3 separate regions of the Homo sapiens genome follow, and all the other regions are linked to region 1. The links are chromatin loops, found by intact Hi-C in ENCODE. Cell type or tissue: psoas muscle. All regions are shown on one strand. Each heading gives the region's core, and the rest is flanking DNA. Links, peaks and the distances in the headings are about the cores only.

Region 1 (6,210 bases), core at 584-5,583:
GTCACTTCGAAGTGCTTCACAGGGAGTCTGTCAACCTTCTCCATGGCACATGGTTACTCTCACTTCTGCCTGATGGAGAAACATGCATTTGATACGTTCACACCCAGTGCCACAGTCTAGATGAGACTGAGTACGGAGCCTCTGATCATTTACTTAGGCTGGGAAGTTGTTAAGTATTTGGATTTACTACTTTGGAAATAGCTTACATTTGATAAAGTATATACCCTCATCCCAAGATATCTTTAGGCAAATGTAAAATGCTAAAATGGAAAATGGAGCAACACTGATCCAATTCATTCTACCTGAACCGGAAGAGGAAGCTTAGGCAGACTGATGGATAGGAAAGTCATTAATATTTCTACATTACAAAAGTAACTCATGAATATATTTTTTAAAATTCAAACCTTAGAGAAATGTACACAGTAATATATGAAAGTCTTCCTACAACCTCTTCTCACTCTCAACCCATGCCCATTCACCTCCTCAGGAATCAACACTTAACAGTTCGGTTTGCATCCTTCCAGAGCGTTCCTGTGCACATGTGTGTGTTGTCTGGGTTGTCTGCTTTATGTGCATGGACATGATGTCCATGCTTCAATATGTCCATGTCACAGAGAAATATGACACAATGGAAAAGTGATCTAAATTCCAAGTTTTCAATTCTTTCATACACAGTTTTAACTTTCAAACCTTTGAAATATTCTCACCCTTCCAAAACACTTATATATTACATTAAAAACACAAATCTGTAGTAATTTAATGGTGACTAGAAACACAGGCCTATAAGATTAAGAAAATAGTAAAAAGATACCACGACACACGTAGCTTCTCCTGTCCCAATAAAGTATATATTCTGGGAACTTTTGCAAAGCTTTTCTTTAACCATTATTATTCTACGTAATGCACTTCAGTCATCTCTTCTGGCAGGAGCAGTAGACTTGACTCAGCATTTTTTTTTATTTTTTTATTTTTTTGAGACAAAGTCTTACTCTGCCACCCAGACTGGTATGCAGTGGCATGATCACAGCTCACTGCAGCCTCAACCTCCCCAGCTCAAGCAATCTTCCCATCTCAATCTCCCAAGTAGCTGGGACTACAGGTGTAGGCCACCATGTCCAGCTAACTTTTTAATTTTTTGTAGAGATGAGGTCTCACTATGTTGCCCAGGCTGGTCTTGCATTCCTGGGGTCAAGGGATCCTTCTGCCTTGGCCTCCCAAAGCGCTGGGATTATAGGCATAAGCTACTGCAACCAACCACTCAATATTTAGAATTATTAGGTTGAAAACACCTGGGACCCAGGACCTTGATGGAAGTTTAAATTCAGAACTCTTAAGCAAAAATGTGAGATAAATTCATAAATTCTTTGTTACCTATAAGCAAAGACTCTAATTCAGGATTAGACCCTAGTCTCCTTTCTTGAGACCTATTCCAAATCAGGATCTGCTTTCAGTATTTAATAAGATATTAAAACATAACAGATGCAAGGATTTATTAATCATCCAGTCTGGGCTAGGCACTTTACATAACCTGCCACCAAGAATCCTCACCACAGCCCTCTGCTGATTCTCAAGTTGGTGGTAGAACTGGGGTGAACTGGCTTCTCACTCCAGAGCCTGTGCTCTTGGGCTCGGCAGCCTCCTAGACTAGGGATTACCATGATCTGAAACTAGACCATGCGGGAGGGCTATGAAGTGTGTCTGTGTCACCAGTGTTCTAGGCCTGGCTGCTACTCAGAACTGGCTTCCAGGGGACAAAGAGGGAAGAGTTGTCACAGCCCCAAGAAGTTGAAAGATGAAAGCAGGGAGCAGGTATGTCTGAGAAAACACACCACCAATGAATGGAAAGAAGGTAAGCCCAGGAGCATTCCAAGCCTTAAAGGATGGGCCAAAAGGCAGAGAGCCAGGGATGGAGAAAAAGGAAGGAACAAACAGGCAGAGCTGGAGTCAACTGCAGCAGAGAAGAGCCAAGAATCAAAAACCACACTGTGTGTTTGGGATGTTGGGGCAAGGAAGCCATGAAAAAGGAGAGAGAGGAGGTAGTGAATAAGGGAACGAGTCCAGCATCCTGCATGGGTTAGGCCTGTGTTGCGTCCTGTGCCGCTGTGTTCACAAGGTGGAGTCCGTGAGTGGCTCCTCGCAACCACAGGACACACTGAAGGGCTTTCTTTCTCCTTCTCAGGCTTGTTTGAAATGCAGCTGTCACACCTGTGACTCAGCATGTGCTACTGGGTGCCACAAACGATGCTCTACATTTGGATGCAAAAATTAGATAAGGCCTAACAGAAGCCAGATTGTGGCTAAACTTTCATCTAAAGTGAAATATTTGACCCCCAATACTAACTTTTAACTTACTGCTGTGTAACTGCAGACCAACATGGGACAAGTTAGGAAAGGCTATATTTTCTTTTGTAAATTACTGGAAACAGTCAGGTATTAAAATGTGCTCCAAAAATGTTGCAGATAATCTGTCTGCCCTATCTAGGGTAGGAGGACGTTCAAACATTGTTTTGGAATAAAATGCTGATATATAAAATATATCATGACTTTATCTATTACAGCACCATAGTCCATCATCTCTCACCTGGACCCTGAATTGATCTCCTAACAGGTCTTCCTCCCCTCTTGCACTCTTGTTTCCCTCCCTGTAATCCATCCTCCAAACACAGAACAACCACAGTGACTTTAAAAACAAAATCAGACCTACGTCCTCCAACAAAGGTCCACTACTTTTTTTTTTTTTTTTTGAGACGGAGTCTCACTCTGTCACCCAGGCTGGAGTGCAGTAGTGCGATCTCGGCTCACTGCAACCTCTGCCTCCCAGATTCAAGCGACTCTCCTGCCTCAGCCTCCCCAGTAGCTGGGACTACAGACGCGTGCCACCAAGCCTGGCTAATTTTTTGTAATTATAGTAGAGATGGGGTTTCACTGTGTTTCGATCTCCTGACCTCGTGATCCGCCAGCCTTGGCCTCTCAAAGTGCTGGGGTTACAGGCGTGAACCACTGCGCCCGGCCAAAATCCACTACTCTTAAAGCAAAGTCTCTTCATCCTGGCTTTCAAGGCTCTGTCTAATCTGACCCACTCTAACTTTCCAGTCCCTTCCCATGCCACTTTCCCCATCTTCTTGGGTTTCCACACACATTCGGCTTCTTCCTGCCTCAGGCTTGCTTTAGGAACTCAGGGACCATGTCTGTCTTGTTTGCATCACCCTAACAGCATCTGAGCTGGTGCTTGGGGCACAGGAGGCACTCAATTTTTGAATGTATGAAAGCTGAAAGTCTGTAGTGCAATAAATGTCCATTAGAGGGCTCCCTTGACACTAGAGAACAAAACTAAATGTTAGATGAGGATGTCCACAGTGAAGTACTGACAAAGTGATCATGATACAATAAATACATTTTTAAAAGCAGCACATTACCAACTCTCTTCACTTCCTTCTAGCTGTGTGACCAGACTGTCCTGTGACTGCCTGGACCTCTATACACACAGACACCCACAGTGAGGTAGCCTCTCAGTTCCTCAGTGTTCACATCTCTAAGTGGAAATAACAATGGTACCTCCTCTCTTAAAGGGCTGGGGCAAGGATCAATGAGATAATGCATGTAGAGCCCTTAGTTCATTGTCTGGCACATGAAAGTCCTCAATAAATGGTTGACTGTTATTACTTCAAGTCAATTAATGGAAGTTAACTTTATCTGTAATGCCTTTTCCAATCATTTTCCTGTGTCCAAATTTCACCTCTTTTTCAAGGCCCTGCTCAAATACTGCCTCTCATGTATAATATAATTAGACAGGCTTAATCCTCAAAACCTAAGACCCCCCCTTGTGGCTTGCCTTTACCTTCCTTCCACAGCCAAGCATTTGGACAAAGTTGTCTATATTTCCATTTGTTCAAATGATCATGATCAATTTTCTGCACCTGTAGAAACCATTCTCTGTAAGCTCACTCATAGCCTCCCTATTCTAAATTCAATGAAAACCTTTCAGCCTCTTTGTCACTAGCTACTGACACTGCTGACCACTCCTGCCCCTAGAAACACTCTCATCCCTGTTTTCCCCCTGCCTATCTGGCCACTCCCTTTCCATCTCCTTAGTCCTCCACTTACTTCATGCAGCCCATGAATGCCAAACCCACAGGCTTCCTAACCCACAGGCCTCTTAACCCACAGGCCTCTTATCCAGACTCTTCCATGAGCTCTAAACACTACTTGGCTTTCCTACAGGCATCACAAACAACATGGCAAAAACAAACTCATCACTGGGGCAAGGGCAGGTAGGTTGGGTGAAAATTTTTTTTTAATTTAAAAAACCCCAATTCATCATCATACTTAGATCTACTGCATATTGATCTTGATAAGATGGCAAAATCATCTACTCCATTACCTGAGCCACAAATCTCAGATCCAGCCTAAGTGGCTTCATCAAATTCTCATTCTCTATGTCCCTAGCTTATTCCATTTGATCTCAGTATCTCTGCCTTGGTTCTTCCTGCCTAGATGCCTAGACTACTTTAATATAGTTTCCAACTAGTCCCTGGACCTCTACTCTTTTTCTCTAAATTTTAGAGACATGGTGTCACTCTGTCACCTAGGCTGGAGTACAGTGGCATGACCATACTCCCCTGTAATCTCAAAGTCCTAGGCTCAAAGTCCTCCCACCTCAGCCTCCTGCATAGCTAAGACTATAGGCATGTGCCACCGTGCCTGGCTAACTTAAAACAATTTTTTTTTTTTGGTAGAGATGAGGTCTCACTATGGTTCCAGGATTGTCTCGAACTGGCCTCAAGTGATCCTCCTGCTTCAGCCTCCTAAAGTGTTGATATTATGGGCATGAGCTGCCATGCCTGGCCTTTTTAAAAATAGCTTTATTGAGATATAATTCATATTCTATGAAATTCACCCACTTAAAGTGCACAATTCAGTGAGTTTCATCACTATCTAATTTTATAACATTTTCATTACCCCACAAAGAAACACAGTAGCAGTTACTCCCCATTCCCTCCTTTCCCTAGCCCCTACAACCACAAATCTACCTTCTTTCTCTATGGAAAGAGACAGAGATTCCTATTCTGGACACTTCATATAAATGGAATCATTCAGTATGTGGCCTTTTGTGACTATCTCAACTCTTGTCCCCTCCTCCACTCCATTCCACTCTTCACAGTTACCAGATTGATTTTTTTTTTTTCTCTGAGATGGAGTCTTGCTCTGTCACCCAGGCTGGAGTGCAGTGGCACAATCTCAGCTCACTGTAACCTCTGCCTCTCAGGTTCAAGTGATTCTCCTGCTTCAGCCTGCTGAGTAGCTGGGATTACAGGAATGTGCCACCATGCCTGGATAATTTTTGTATTTTTAGTAGAGACGGGGTTTCACCATGTCTAATCTCAAACTCTTGGCCTCAGGTGATCTACCTGCCTCAGCCTCCCAAAGTGCTGGGATTACAGGCATGAGCCACCACGCACAGCCGAAATTGATCTTTATAAAACACAACTCAGGCTGGGCATGGCTCACACCTGTAATCCCAGCACTTTGGGAGGCTGAAATGGGTGGATCGTTGGAGTCCAGGAGTTCGAGACCAGCCTGGGCAACACAGCGAAACCCTGTTACTACAGAAAAAAAACAAAAAAACAAAAATTAGCCAGGCATGGTGGCACGCACCTGTAGTCCCATCTACTCAGGAGTTTGAGGTGGGAGGATTGCTTGAGCCCGGGATGTTGAGGCTGCAGTGAGCTGTGATGGCACCACTGTACTCCAGCCTGGGAAACGGAGTGACACCTTGCCTCAAAAAACCAAAAAACACCAACCCCCGCCACCCCAATTTATGTCACTCTCTGGCTTAAAATCCTTTAATAGCTCCTAGTAGATTGCAGGATAGAGCTCATGTACATAACCGCCCTTCCCAAGCTGCTTCCTGTCCATCCCCCCAACCAATCCATCCACTATTCTCCCTTTATTCCATTCAAACATTTGTTTCCCAGATATAACATCCCATGTCACACCTCCACAGTGTGGGAGGTGTTTCCCATGTGTTTGTCTCTGCTCGGAGCATGCTTCTCTGTCTCCCTTATCTACACACTTGGTCCTCACCTCTTAACTCTGCTCAGCCCTTCACTAGTGACTCAGATGCATGGTGCCTGTGTTGCTATGGCACTCATCTAGCAAACCCGTTATTCCACTGTGCTGCAACACTGCTTTATCTTCTCCCATGAGACC
Region 2 (6,210 bases), core at 763-5,762, 200 kb after region 1:
GGCACATGAGAGCATTTTAATGATACAAAGCCAGATATAATTTACTACGTATTTATTTTATCCTGTACCATTCTCCATTTACAATAGGGACATAAAATTTCCTTTTAAAAAGAGTAGTCAGCCATGCACAGTGGCTCATGCCTGTCATCCCAGCACTTTGGGAGACTGAGGCGGGCGAATTGCTTAAGCTCAGGAGTTTGAGGCCAGGCTGGGCAACATGGTGAAACCTCATCTCCACTAAAAGTATAAAAAATTAGCCAGGTTGTAGTCCCAGCTACTGGAGAGGCTAAGGTGGGAGGATTGCTGATCCCACCACTGGACTCAGTGAGAACGACAGAGCAAAACCCTGTCTCAAACAATAACTTAAAAAGAGGAGTCAATTAAAAGAAAATCTCCAGTGAACTGCACGCTAAGGATACTACACAGACTTGGCTATGAAAGAAGTTTGGAAAACAAGTGTGATATCTTAATTTTACAGCTGAGAAAATCGAACCTCAAGGAGGCTAAATGGAAATTCATGAATAACATTTGGCTAAGATAAAAGGTCTATATAAAAGTTTATCCAAGTTTGCTTAGGAAGAGCTGCCCAAGGCAGGTGATGTAGTAAGTGGGAAATTCTGTTCTAGTCCCATTCTGTAGCCACCTAGCATTTTCCTTCCTGCTTCCCATTAGCCCATAAGATGCAGATTATCTCCATGTGCACAGATGAACGCATCTTTTGTTGTCTGCTTTTCCTTTCTTGTGCTTAACCAAAAGAAAATCACAGGCCAGGTGCAGTGGCTCATGCCTGTAATCCCAGCACTTTGGGAGGCCGAGGCGAGCAGATCATGAGGTCAGGAGATCAAGACCATAGGGGCTAACACAGTGAAACCCTATCTCTACTAAAACCACAAAAAATTAGCCAGGTGTGGTGGCAAGTGCCTCCCTAGCTACTTGGGAGGCTGAGGCAGGAGAATCACTTGAACCTGGGAGGCGGAGATTGCAGTGAGCCGAGATTGCGCCACTGTACTCCAGCCTGGGCGACAGTGTGAGACTCAGTCTCAAAAAAAAAAAAACCCAAAAAACAAAAAACACAGCATTAACTTGTATAAAACAAACACAAGTGGGCAGGCACATTTATACACCACCCTCCTCTACTCCCCCAAACAAGAAAAAAAAAAAACTAATGAACATTTTTAATTTAAAAAAAGTACATATACTACATATATTTATACATATATTATGTACGGATGGGGTCTCACTATGTTGCCCAGGCTGGTTTCGAACTCCTAGACTCAAGCACTCCTCCTGCCTTGGTCTCTCAAAGTGCTGGGATTACAGGTTTGAGCCACCACGCCTGGCCTGGGACATTTTTATAAAACAAGTTTGTACTTTTCAAGATATTTTAATCTAAATATCATAATAAAGAGCTTTCCCATGATTTTGCCAAAGCCTGACTCTCCTTCAGTGGCCAAGTTAATAAAGCTCACTCATTGGTGTGGCATTACTGAAGTCAGAGTACTTCTGGGAAACGAAATATGTACATTCCAGTCTGCTCTGAAACAACTTTCATAATGCAAAATTTTCAGGACATCTGTGCTTTGGGAGAAAACTTTAGGAACACAATAAGCACATGGAAAAGTACTCTTTATTAAGTCAAAATTTCTAAGACTATGAATATAAAAGGATTTTCAGTCTGTATCCAATAGTTCTAACCAGCCATCCTTTTATTACAACATTTTCTCTTAACTGCCAAACTGAAATTTCACTAAAGTTTGCAAATCATCAAGGTAACACAAACAAGTAATGAATGAAAACGGGAGGGCATAAATGGTAGTACTTAGTAACCGGAAAGCAAATATGTCTAACAGCATGATATTTTCTGGCTAGAACACAACAGAGTATTGTTTACACATGAATACCATTGGCAAGAATCCATTCACTTAATAAATTGTACCAGAGCACCTATTATGCAAAGTGATAAATGACATATAGCATTTTTCTATCAGGGGCCCTGCATTCTAGGTAGATATGAATACATACAAACAACTGCAATTTAAAGTAGCACATTAAAAGGAGAACAGTATAAACCATTCTGGAAGTTCTGAGGAGAGAAAGATCATTTCTAGTTGGGAAAGACGTCATGCAAGTGGTATATACACTGTTAGGATTTTGACCAAGAAGTATGATAAATAACTTTATGAACTTGATAACCTAAAGTATAATAATACTGTATAAATAAAAGCATGGCTGGGCACGGTGGCTCATGCCTGTAATCCCAGCACTTTGGGAGGCCAAGATGAGTGGATCACCTGAGGCCAGGAGCTTGAGACCAGCTTAGCGAACATGGCGAAACTCTGTCTCTACAAAAAATACAAAAATTATCCAGGCATGGTGGTGAATGCCTGTAATCCCAGCTACTCAGGAGGCTGGGGCAGAAGAATCGCTTGAACAGCTGATGCGGAGGTTGCAGTGAGCCAAGATTGCTCCATTGCACTCCAGCCTGGGTGACAGAGTGAGACTCCATTTCAAAAAATAAACAAATAAGAAATAAAAGCATGTACTTTGGAGAGACCTAAGTTCAAAACTTTAATATGCCACTTGGTAAATGCATGACCTTAGAAAAGCTACTCACCTGTCCAGGCCTCAGTTTTCTCAATTGTATAATGAAAATCAGAATTAAAAATTCCTCTACTCCAAATTTTTTTAAACAACCATATATATAATATGCTACCATTTAAGAAGGGAAGAATAGGCCACGCATGTTGGCTCACACCTCCAACTTTGGGAGGCTGAGGCTGGAGGGCTGCTTGAGCCTAGGACTCTGAGACCAGCCCAAGCAATGCAGCAAGACCTCATGTCTACAAGAAATAAAAAAAATTAGCTGGGCGTGGTGACGTGTACCTGTGGTCCCAGCTACTGAGGGGAATGAGGTAGGAGGATTGCTTGAGACCAGAAAGTTAAGGCTACAGCAGTGAGCCATGATCATGCCACTGCACTCCAGCCTGGGCAACAGAGTGAGACCCTGTCTCAAAAAAAGAAAAAAAAAAAAAAATGATGTAAACAAATTAAGAATGAACAAAATGGGTATCTTGCATGAAAAAAAGTTAACTTTTCTTTCTGGTCAATTAAGAAAAAAAAAAAAAAGGAACTTCCTAAATGAAAGCCCTTCATACATTTCTTGCTCCCTACTGATATTTCATTTGAACACACAACATAAACCAAAGAGCAGTTGTTTTACTTCATATTTATACTGAAAACTCAACTTCCCTTGGTGCCCTACAGTCTGAATCTGTTCCTCTTCTACCTTTCTGCTTCTGTCCAGATTCCTTTTTGGTTTTCACTCCCTTCCCCTCACCACTGCATTATGTGATCATTCCTGCCATCTAGTGGAAGCACAAAATAATGAGAAGGTGGGGCTTATTAAAATACAAAAAACATTTAAACAAATGCAAACAAAAGCTCTCTCTGTTATAACAAATTGTAAGTATCTGCCTCACTGACAATAAACAATTATATGGGAGACCTAGGGGAAAGAGAAAAAGGCAGAAAATCTAGGTCAATGGAGTACAAGTAATGGAAATCTTAGCTGAAAATCTGGCTGACATTTTGGCTGGAAAAATACCCTTGACCAGGCACGGTGGATCACACCTATAATCTCAGCACTTTTGGGAGGCCAGGGCAGGCAGATCACTTGAGGTCAGGAGTTCAAGACCAGCCTGGCTAACATGGTGAAACCCAGTCTTTACTAAAAATATAAAAAATTAGCCGGGTGTGGTGGCATGCACCTGTGGTCCCAGGTACTAAGGAGGCTAAGGAAGAGAATTGCTTGACCCTGGGAGGTGGAGGTTGCAGTGAGCTGAGATCATGCCAGGGCAACAGAGTGAGACTATGTCTCAAAAAAAAAAAGAAAGAAAGAAAGAAAGAAAGAAAGAAAGAAAAATACCCTTGATAATTTGGGATATATAATATTGAGAGAAGGAAATATTAGTCATTGTCTTTCATGTATGAATTTAATTCATGGAAAATATGGATAAGAACCTATAAAGATTCTAGAAGGGATCATGGGAATATGTTTACCACAGGCAAGATGGACAGTAGGGGAAGAAAAGCTCAGGCTTTGGAAGCGTTGGGTTTCAACTTGGCCTTACCTACTTAATAGCTCTCATTTAACTTCTCAGAGCCCCTGTTTGTTTTCCCATCTGTGAAATGGGAATGTCATCAAACTCAAGAACTTTTGTAAAGATTAAACAGATAATAGTGGTTCTTAGTTTCTTTTTTAAAAAGTAGCTATTACTAATACGGGAAATAAATTCTAAAAATTATAATCCCAAGAATGGGTGACGTGTTTTTTTTTCCCCTAAAAATTATAATCCTGACAATAAAGACCATAAATAATCCCAAAAAGGGAAAATGAAAGCAATGTATTTGTCACAGTTTTTTTGGTGGGCTCAGATTTGTAAAGCATGTGCATACAACGTAATTTTATACCCCATCAATTTTTCAAAAGTGATCTACAGCAAAGTATATAAAAATTTAAAACAAGGGTAACAAGAAGTGTAGCATAAGCTTGTAAGCATGGTGCAAGAAAAGCTCAAATGGAATAAAGTAGACAAGGCCACTGAGCATCAGATGGAGGCCTCGCGGCTGTCAACACTAAGGTGAAATAGGACCATAAAGGACTGCTGCTTTGAGAGTATCAGTGTACTGTGCAGGAAAAGCTGAATCTCTCAATCCCCATGAGGGAAAAGAAGCAAAAAATTCAGTAAGAAGATTTTCTTAAATTGGAGAGAGCTAGGTGTGGTGGCTCATGCCTGTAATCTCACCACTTTGGAAAGCTGAGGCAGGTGGATTGCTTGAGCTCAGGAGTTTGAGACCAGCCTGGGCAATACAGGGAGACCCATATCTCTACAAAAAATTAAAATAAAAATTAGCTGGGCATGGTGGTGTGAACCTGTAGTCCCAGCTGCTCAGGAGGTAGAGGACTGCTTGAGCCCAAGAGGTCAAGGCTGCAGTAAGACGTGATCACACCAGTACACTCCAGCCTGGGTGACAGAGCAAGATGCTGTCTAAAAAGAAAAAAAAAAAAGAAAAAAAAAAAAATTGAGGGACAGAGAGACAGACCCAAGACCCTTTAAATTAGTACCAATCTCTTGGAAAATTAAATTACTTTCCAGAGTTATAAAAGAGCTGGCAAATATAATTGCAGAATGCTAAGTACTAATAACCTTTTAAAAATCATGGAGGCTGGGTGTGGGGGCTCACACCTGTAATCCCAGCACTCTGAGGGCTGAAGTGGGAGGATTGCTTAAGCCCTGAAGTTCAAGACCAGCCTGGGCAACACAGTGAGACCCCATCTTACAAAAAATTTTAAAAATTAGCCAGGCATAGTGGCATGTGCCTATGGTCCCAGCTACTTAGGAGGCTGAGGTGGGAGGATCACTTGAGCCTGGGAGGTTGAGGCTGCAATGAGCCATGATTGAGCTACTGCACTCCAGCCTGGGCATCAGAACACGACTTGCCTCATAAAGGAGAAAAAAATAGAAAAGGATGTAGTCCTTATATTCATTACACAAATCATTTAGAACTAGCATAGTTTGCTAGGTGTGGGTTATCTGTAGAACAACCTCACAAGGTTCTTGTTAGAATGAAGCAGTGTATATGAAGTGCCTACTATATGCCTGGCACTTAGGATGATGATGGTAATAAAGTAAAAATGAGCCAGGGCCTGTCGCAGTGGCTCATGCCTGTAATCCCAGCATTTTGGGAGGCCAAGGAGGGTGGATCGCCTGAAGTCAGGAGTTCAAGACCAGCCTGGCCAACATAGCAAAACCCTGTCTCTACTAAAAATAAAAAAAAAATTAGGCCTGGCGCAGTGGCTCACACCTGCAATCCCAGCACTTTGGGAGGGCGAGGCGGGTGGATCACGAGGTCAGGAGATTGAGACCATCCTGGCTAACACAGTGAAACTCCATCTCTACTAAAAATACAAAAATAAGCTGGGCATGGTGGCAGGTGCCTGTAGTCCCAGCTACTCGGGAGGCTGAGGAAGGAGAACGGTGTGAACCCGGGAGGTGGAGCTTGCAGTGAGCCGAGATCGCGCCACTGCACTCTAGCTTGGGCGACAGAGCGAGACTCCGTCTCAAAAGAAATTAGTCAGCATGGTGACGGGCACCTGTAATCCCAGCTACTCGGGAGGCTTAGGCAGGAGAATCGCTTGAACCCGGGAGG
Region 3 (6,210 bases), core at 359-5,358, 150 kb after region 1:
TGTCCCCACTCAGCCCACGTGATGATCATCCTATGGAGGTGTGACAATAGCAGTTGCCCACAGGAAGTCCTGGGCCTGGGTCTCCTCTAGTCAGCAGGGGCTGTGGCTCCAGAGAAGTTGGTTAACCACAGTCAGGGTCAGGGGGTACCTCCTCTCCTGCTTCTAGATCACAGCCATGGCTGCTCCTACTTCTTTCTTAATTTTTTTATTTCTAATGTTTGTGGGTACACAGTAGGTGTATATATTTATGGGGTACATGAGATATTTTGGTACAGGCATGCAATGCGTAACAATCACAACATGGAAAATCGAATATCCATCCCCTGATGCTTCTACTTCTTGTCCTTACTGGAGAAGACCTGTCTTCCAGTGTTGTGCTGTGTCTGAGTCCGATCACAGATCATTGTTGCTGGTTTTTTGTTTTTGTTGTTTTTTAGGAAACAGGGTCTTCCTCTTTCCCCCAGGCTGGAGTGCAGAAGCGCAATCATAGCTCACTGCAGCCTCCAACTCCTGGGCTTAAGCGATCCTCCCACCTCAGCCTCCTGAGTAGCTAGGACTACAGTCACGCACCATTATCCTTGGCTAATTTTTTAATTTTTTGTAGAGACAAGGTCCCACTTCTTTTCTAAGTACAACCCCTTGGCCTACATTCCTGGCACAGAAGCAATGAGCTGGTTAACGCTAATATCTTATTGTAATGGAGTCCTGGAGATCAAAGCCAGAGGATCAGGGGCAACAAACCTCCAAGAGCCTGAAAGGCATTTTTCCTTCCGGCACAATTTTGACCCCCATCCCTTGTTTGTTCAGACACTTCTTAGCTGTAGTATAATCCTCTGGCTCCAATTGCAGCCTAATGTCAAGAAAGAATTCATGCTTATTTATTAAACCTTTACAAAGAGTGGAGTTGAGTGGGATGAAAATTAAGAACATAATCAAATCAAAGGTTTAGCTGTTTTATCATGCATTCCATCATCCACATAGCCCAGGTCTGCTGATTGAGAGACAAGGGGAAAGAGATTGCCCCTCAAGCCATTGAGGCAACCTTGAAAAGGTGAGTAGGAGATCACTAAGTATGAAAAACAGCAGTGTTCAAAAGTACAGAGTTGTACAAAGTACCAAGTTGTAAAGAACAGATTTTGTTTGGAGGACATTAAGAAGCTGAAGGCTGGTATAATTTAGGCTGTGTTAGAGAATGCAGCCAGAGAGGCAGGTTGGGAATATATTATAAAGACTCTCTTCTACCGCACAAGAAATTTGGATTTTATCACATGAATGGAATTGTTAAGGAGGAGAGCTGAGAGTCCTTAAGTAGGAGAGCTGCTGGATCAGACTTTTATTTATAAATGACAGATTCTAGTAAAGGCTGGGAGACTGAAAGGTAAAGGATGATAGGCAGAAGGTATGGAGAGAAGGGGAGAACTGGCAGAACAGTGGGAGGGAGAGAGGGGTCGAGGCAGAGGAGAGAGTCAAGGTGAACGCTAAGATCCTGCCGGACGACTGGGTGGGTGGTAGTGCTATTAACAGAGACAGGGAATACAAAGTAGGCAGCAGGTTTGGCAGGGGAAACACATGCTTACTTCAAACCTGTTTAATGTAGCTGGGTGTTCTCCAGAAGACACCCAGGAGGTAGGGGACTTTAAAATAAGAGGTAGAGGCTAGGGACATTTAGCACAGGTGGGGACACACCTATAGATGGAGAATCAAAATGGACCCTATCGGCCAGGTGAGGTGGCTCACGCCTGTAATCCCATCACCTTGGGAGGCTGAGGCAGGTGGATCATCTGGGGTCAGGAGTTCGAGACCAGCCTGGCCAACATGGCGAAGCCCTGTCTCCACTAAAAATACAAAAATTAGCCAGATGTGGTGGTGTGTACCTGTAATCCCATCTACTCAGCAGGCTGAGGCAGGAGAATTGCTTGAACCCAGGAGATGGAGGTTGCAGTGAGCCAAGATGGCACTGCTGCACTATAGCCTGGGTAATAGAGTGAGACTCAGTCTCAAAAAAAAAAAAAAAAAAGGACAAGGAGCTAAGTGTGAACTTATGAGCTACCAACTAGAGAGAACTTAGAATGGGAGGTGATCCAAGCTGTGAGAGCACAGTAGATGGGAAAGCTTCAAGGAGGAGGTGTATGCAGACAGGCTCACTTGGCTCTCCTGCAGCACACAAACAGCCGTGGTGAAGGTGGAGAAAGTGCCTCAGATGGAAGCAACTGAAATCCTTCCTCCTTTGTTTGACTCTGCCCACTGCCTTACAGCTTCATCTCTAGTCCAGATCTGTTTTATCTTATTTCTTTACAGATGGGGTCTGGCTATGTTGCCTAGGCTGATCTGGAAGTCCTAGGCTCAAGCAATCCTCCTGCCTCAGCCTTCTGAATACCTAGGATTGTAGGTGGGATTGCTCCACCATACCCAGCTTCTAGTTCAAATCTAGCCCTCTCCCCCACAAGGGGAGTCAAGAACATGTGAGTAGGTTAGTCCACCTCTGGGCAGCTCAGTTGCTGCAACCTGGGAAGAAAAAAATATAGTCATATGTCACTTAACAATGAGGATACTGTAAACCAAAATTAAAATTCCAAGTCCCCCAACAGACTGAATGGACACCCCGTCTCAGCCAAGGGCCTTCCAAAGAAACCCAAATAGCTAGTCCAGGCCATGATAGGATGGGGTTGCTGGACATGCCTCATTATACACTCTCCCTTTTAAAGTTCACACACAGCTGATCACCATTAACATTAAAATAGAGATCTTAAGACTGACAGAAGTCTGGGCGCAGTGGCTCATGCCTGTATCCCAACACTTTGGAAGGCTGAGGCGGGGGGATCACCTGAGGTTGGGAGTTCGAGACCAGCCTGACCAACATGGAGAAACTCCATCTCTACTAAAAATACAAAATTAGCCAGGCATGGTGGCATATGCCTGTAATCCCAGCTACTAGGGAGGCTGAGGCAGGAGAATTGCTTGAACCCAGGAGGCAGAGGCTACGGTGAGCCGAGATTGCGCCATTGCACTCCAACCTGGGCAACAAGAGCGAAATTCTGTCTCAAAAAAGAAAAAAAAAAGATATTATAAACTATGTTATTATATATGTCTCATGAATATTACTTTTAGGAGCTAATTATTTTATTTGTTATGAAATAATTTATTTGAATAGATTATAATATATATGGTAAAAAAGTTCAAAATGCAAAAAAAGTACAGTTGTCCCTCCCCATTTACAGGGGATTGGTTCCAGGATCCCCTGAGGATACCAAAAACCTGTAGATGCTCAAGTCCCTTATATAAAATGGTGTAGTACATTCAGCATATACGGAGGGCCAAGAAGAAAGATGTCTCCTCGCGTTCCCATCCCTGTCTTCCAACCACCCAGCTCTCATCAAACAGTTCTAGTCTGCCGTGTGTACTTCCAGAGATATTTTGTGTATGCGCAAAACGAATTTACAACTACATATTCTTCCTTCTTCTCCCCCTAGTGGCAGCAGACTATGCACACTCTCTGCACCTTAGTTTTTTCACCTAGCAGTGTATCCTGGAGCCTGTTCCAGATTGCCTAATTAAAGCAGGCAATTGGAATAGCTTTTTATTAGAATAGCAATTTCTTTGCACACAACAAATGGTGGCTCTCCCAGGGGCATCCAGATCCTCCCTTGAGCCAAAATGACAGGAAGCAAGTGGCCCACCTACCACGTCTGCCCATGGAAACCAGAAATACAAACTCTGAGATTCCTGTCTCTTGCCCACAGCGTGGGGACGCTCAGGAGGCAGAATATCTCGTTAATAAATGGAGGCAGCATGTCCAGAGAAAACAAGACTGAAGAATGAACCCGAAATAAGGTTGCTTTCTGTCTTCTGCCCGCTGGCTTGTGCAAATCCAGGTGCTCTAGAAAACTGCCCCCCAATTCCCCAGCCTTCCATCTCTCAAGTGCCTCAAATGCAGATGGGCTGATCCAAGGATGTTGTGACCAGGGCCAATAAACATCCCCGTCCCCCATCGCCCTACCATCACCTTGCCATGGCATTTTCCTCCTGGGCTTCTAGAAATTTCCTAGTTAGCGAGACAGTCTCCTGCCCTCGCTCAATCCTCTAGCGTTTTAAGGTGTGTGTTGCCTTAAATCAGATCAACTAGCCCATGTTTTGAATACTCAGAAAGGCACTAAAAATCTAAGATTTGACATAATAATGATAATACTAACAGTCCTATAAAGAGGTGGATTGTTGAAGAGAAATGTGGATGGCAGCCTGAAGTATTTGTTGGGGACAAAGTTTTCCTATTTGCCTAAACTACTAAGAACCATCTCCGCTCCCACCTTGACCCCAGACAAATGGAAAGGGTGCATTTATCATGTTTAATGTGTTGAGGAGATCCTAAAAGCCACATTGTATGGCTCTGGGTTTCAAGGAACATATAATCCCCTATTTGCCAGGCACAGGGCCAGGCACTATGGACACAGAGAGGAGCAAGGCAGGGGCTCATGAACCAGGAGGTAAGATGAGACGTTGGCATGAAAAATCAACTAGACGGGGAGGGTTAATGAGTACAAAAAAAAAATAGAATGAATAAGACCTACTATTTGATAGCACAACAGAGGACTATAGTCAACAATAACTTAATTGTAAATTTTATTTTTTACGTATTTTTGAGATGGAGTCTCACTTTGTCACCCAGGCTGGAGTGCAGTGGTGCAATCCCAGGTCACTGCAACCTCTGCCTCCCAGGTTCAAGTGATTCTCCTGCCTCAGCCTCCCGAGTAGCTGGGATTACAGGGCGTCCACCACCACACCTACCTAATTTTTGTATTTTTTAGTAGAGATGGGGTTTTGCCATGGTGGCCAGGCTAGTCTCGAACTCCTGACCTCAGGTGATCTGCCTGCCTTGGCCTCCCAAAGTGCTGGGATTACAGGCGTGAGCCACTGCTCCCAGCCAATTGTACATTTTAAAATAACTAAGAGTGTAATTGGATTGTTTGTGATACAAAGATAACTGCTTGAGGGGATGGATAGCCCATTCTCCATGATGTGATTATTTCACATTGCATGCCTGTATCAAAACATCTCATGTACCCCATAAATATATACACCTACTACGTACCCACAAAAAATGTTTTTAAGTCAACTATACAAGAGATATCACTGGGTGATAAAGAAAGATTGCCAAAAGAATAACAGAGATTGACTTTTAAACGGTGGGTCTTGACTCATAGATAATAAAAGCGAGTTTGGTGGACAGTGGATATGACCAGAAGTTTTTTTTAATGGAGTAGAATAGAACGGAAAATATTAAGGCATACAGCACATACTTTGGATATTGTTTTGTAAAACCTTTGTTTTCAGTTTTTTGTCAAGTCACATATGTTCCAGTCATGATATGAAATATATTTTTTATTGTGGTTTACAGACACAAAGTTTGAAAACAACTGATATCACAGGAAGGAGTCACCAATGTAAATTTTAGAAACCTGGAAATAAATCCCTCAAAAGCACAGGATGTAGCACAGAGTAGGTGCTCCAAAAATGTTTATTGAGGCTGGGCACGGTGGCTCACCTGTAATCCCAGTACTTTGGGAGGCTGAGGCAGGCGAATCACTTGAGGTCAGGAGTTTGAAATCAGCCTGGCCAAGGTAGCGAAACCCTGTCTCTACTAAAAATACAGAAATCAGCTGGGCGTGGTGGTGCACACCTGTAATCCCAGCTACTCAGGAGGCTGAGGCATGAGAAACGCTTGAACCTGGGAGGTGAGGCTGCAGTGAGCCAAGATCATACCACTGCACTCCAGCCTGGCTGACAGAGCAAGACTATCTTTAAAAAAAAATGGTTATTGAGGCTGCACATGCTACAGGACTTTATTATAAGGCCTATTAAAGCAAGGTGGACTCAATGGCCCTGAATAAGTGAGGGGAAATTCTTGGTATCTATGTGGGGGCTGCTCAGGCAATGTATTTTATATCCGGAATTCCTCTACTTTCCTCTGAGTTAACTGCCAGCACTTGTCTAGGTCTTTCTGATCTCTGCTATGGACCAATGAAAAGGCCTCCAAACTGGTAGTCCCTCTTCCACTCCAGCCCTCCGTATCAGCCAGGAGTCTGTTCAGCTGTAACAGGAATCCCTACGTCAGTGGTTGAAACAAGTAGATTTATTTTTCTTATGTAACAAAAAGTCTGGATGTGGACAGACTAGAGCTTATATGGCTGCTCAAGAGTGTCATTTGAAAACCAA

What was found. A loop is a pair of places that touch in the nucleus more often than their neighbours do. Peaks named below come from ENCODE experiments on the same cell type or tissue, not always from the same donor. Only the 100,000 strongest peaks of a DNase experiment are listed, where the experiment ranks them.
Region 2: it touches region 1 in a loop (4-fold over the local background); 77 of 110 quality-filtered maps call a loop at or near these places.
Region 3: it touches region 1 in a loop (5-fold over the local background); 72 of 110 quality-filtered maps call a loop at or near these places.

Annotation. Positions count from the first base shown.
Region 1 is chr6:111,207,557-111,213,766 of GRCh38, reverse strand. The region is part of intron 4 of SLC16A10 (solute carrier family 16 member 10); the gene reads right to left. Among named protein-coding and RNA genes, the nearest start is that of SLC60A2-DT, 49 kb to the left of the region's middle. In psoas muscle, for the core only: CTCF peaks have their summits at 3,094 and 3,294 (motif pointing right); no DNase peak of the experiment used is centred there; H3K27ac peaks cover 3,616 bases.
Region 2 is chr6:111,008,987-111,015,196 of GRCh38, reverse strand. The region is part of intron 7 of RPF2 (ribosome production factor 2 homolog); the gene reads right to left. It overlaps LOC124901375 (a long non-coding RNA gene), which reads right to left and starts at 4,976. Exons shown (of 2, transcript XR_007059705.1): 1 at 4,934-4,976; 2 at 1,609-3,365. In psoas muscle, for the core only: a CTCF peak has its summit at 3,367 (motif pointing left); no DNase peak of the experiment used is centred there.
Region 3 is chr6:111,054,740-111,060,949 of GRCh38, reverse strand. No RefSeq gene overlaps it. Among named protein-coding and RNA genes, the nearest start is that of SLC16A10, 30 kb to the left of the region's middle. RefSeq lists a silencer at 3,426-3,575. In psoas muscle, for the core only: a CTCF peak has its summit at 3,473 (motif pointing left); no DNase peak of the experiment used is centred there.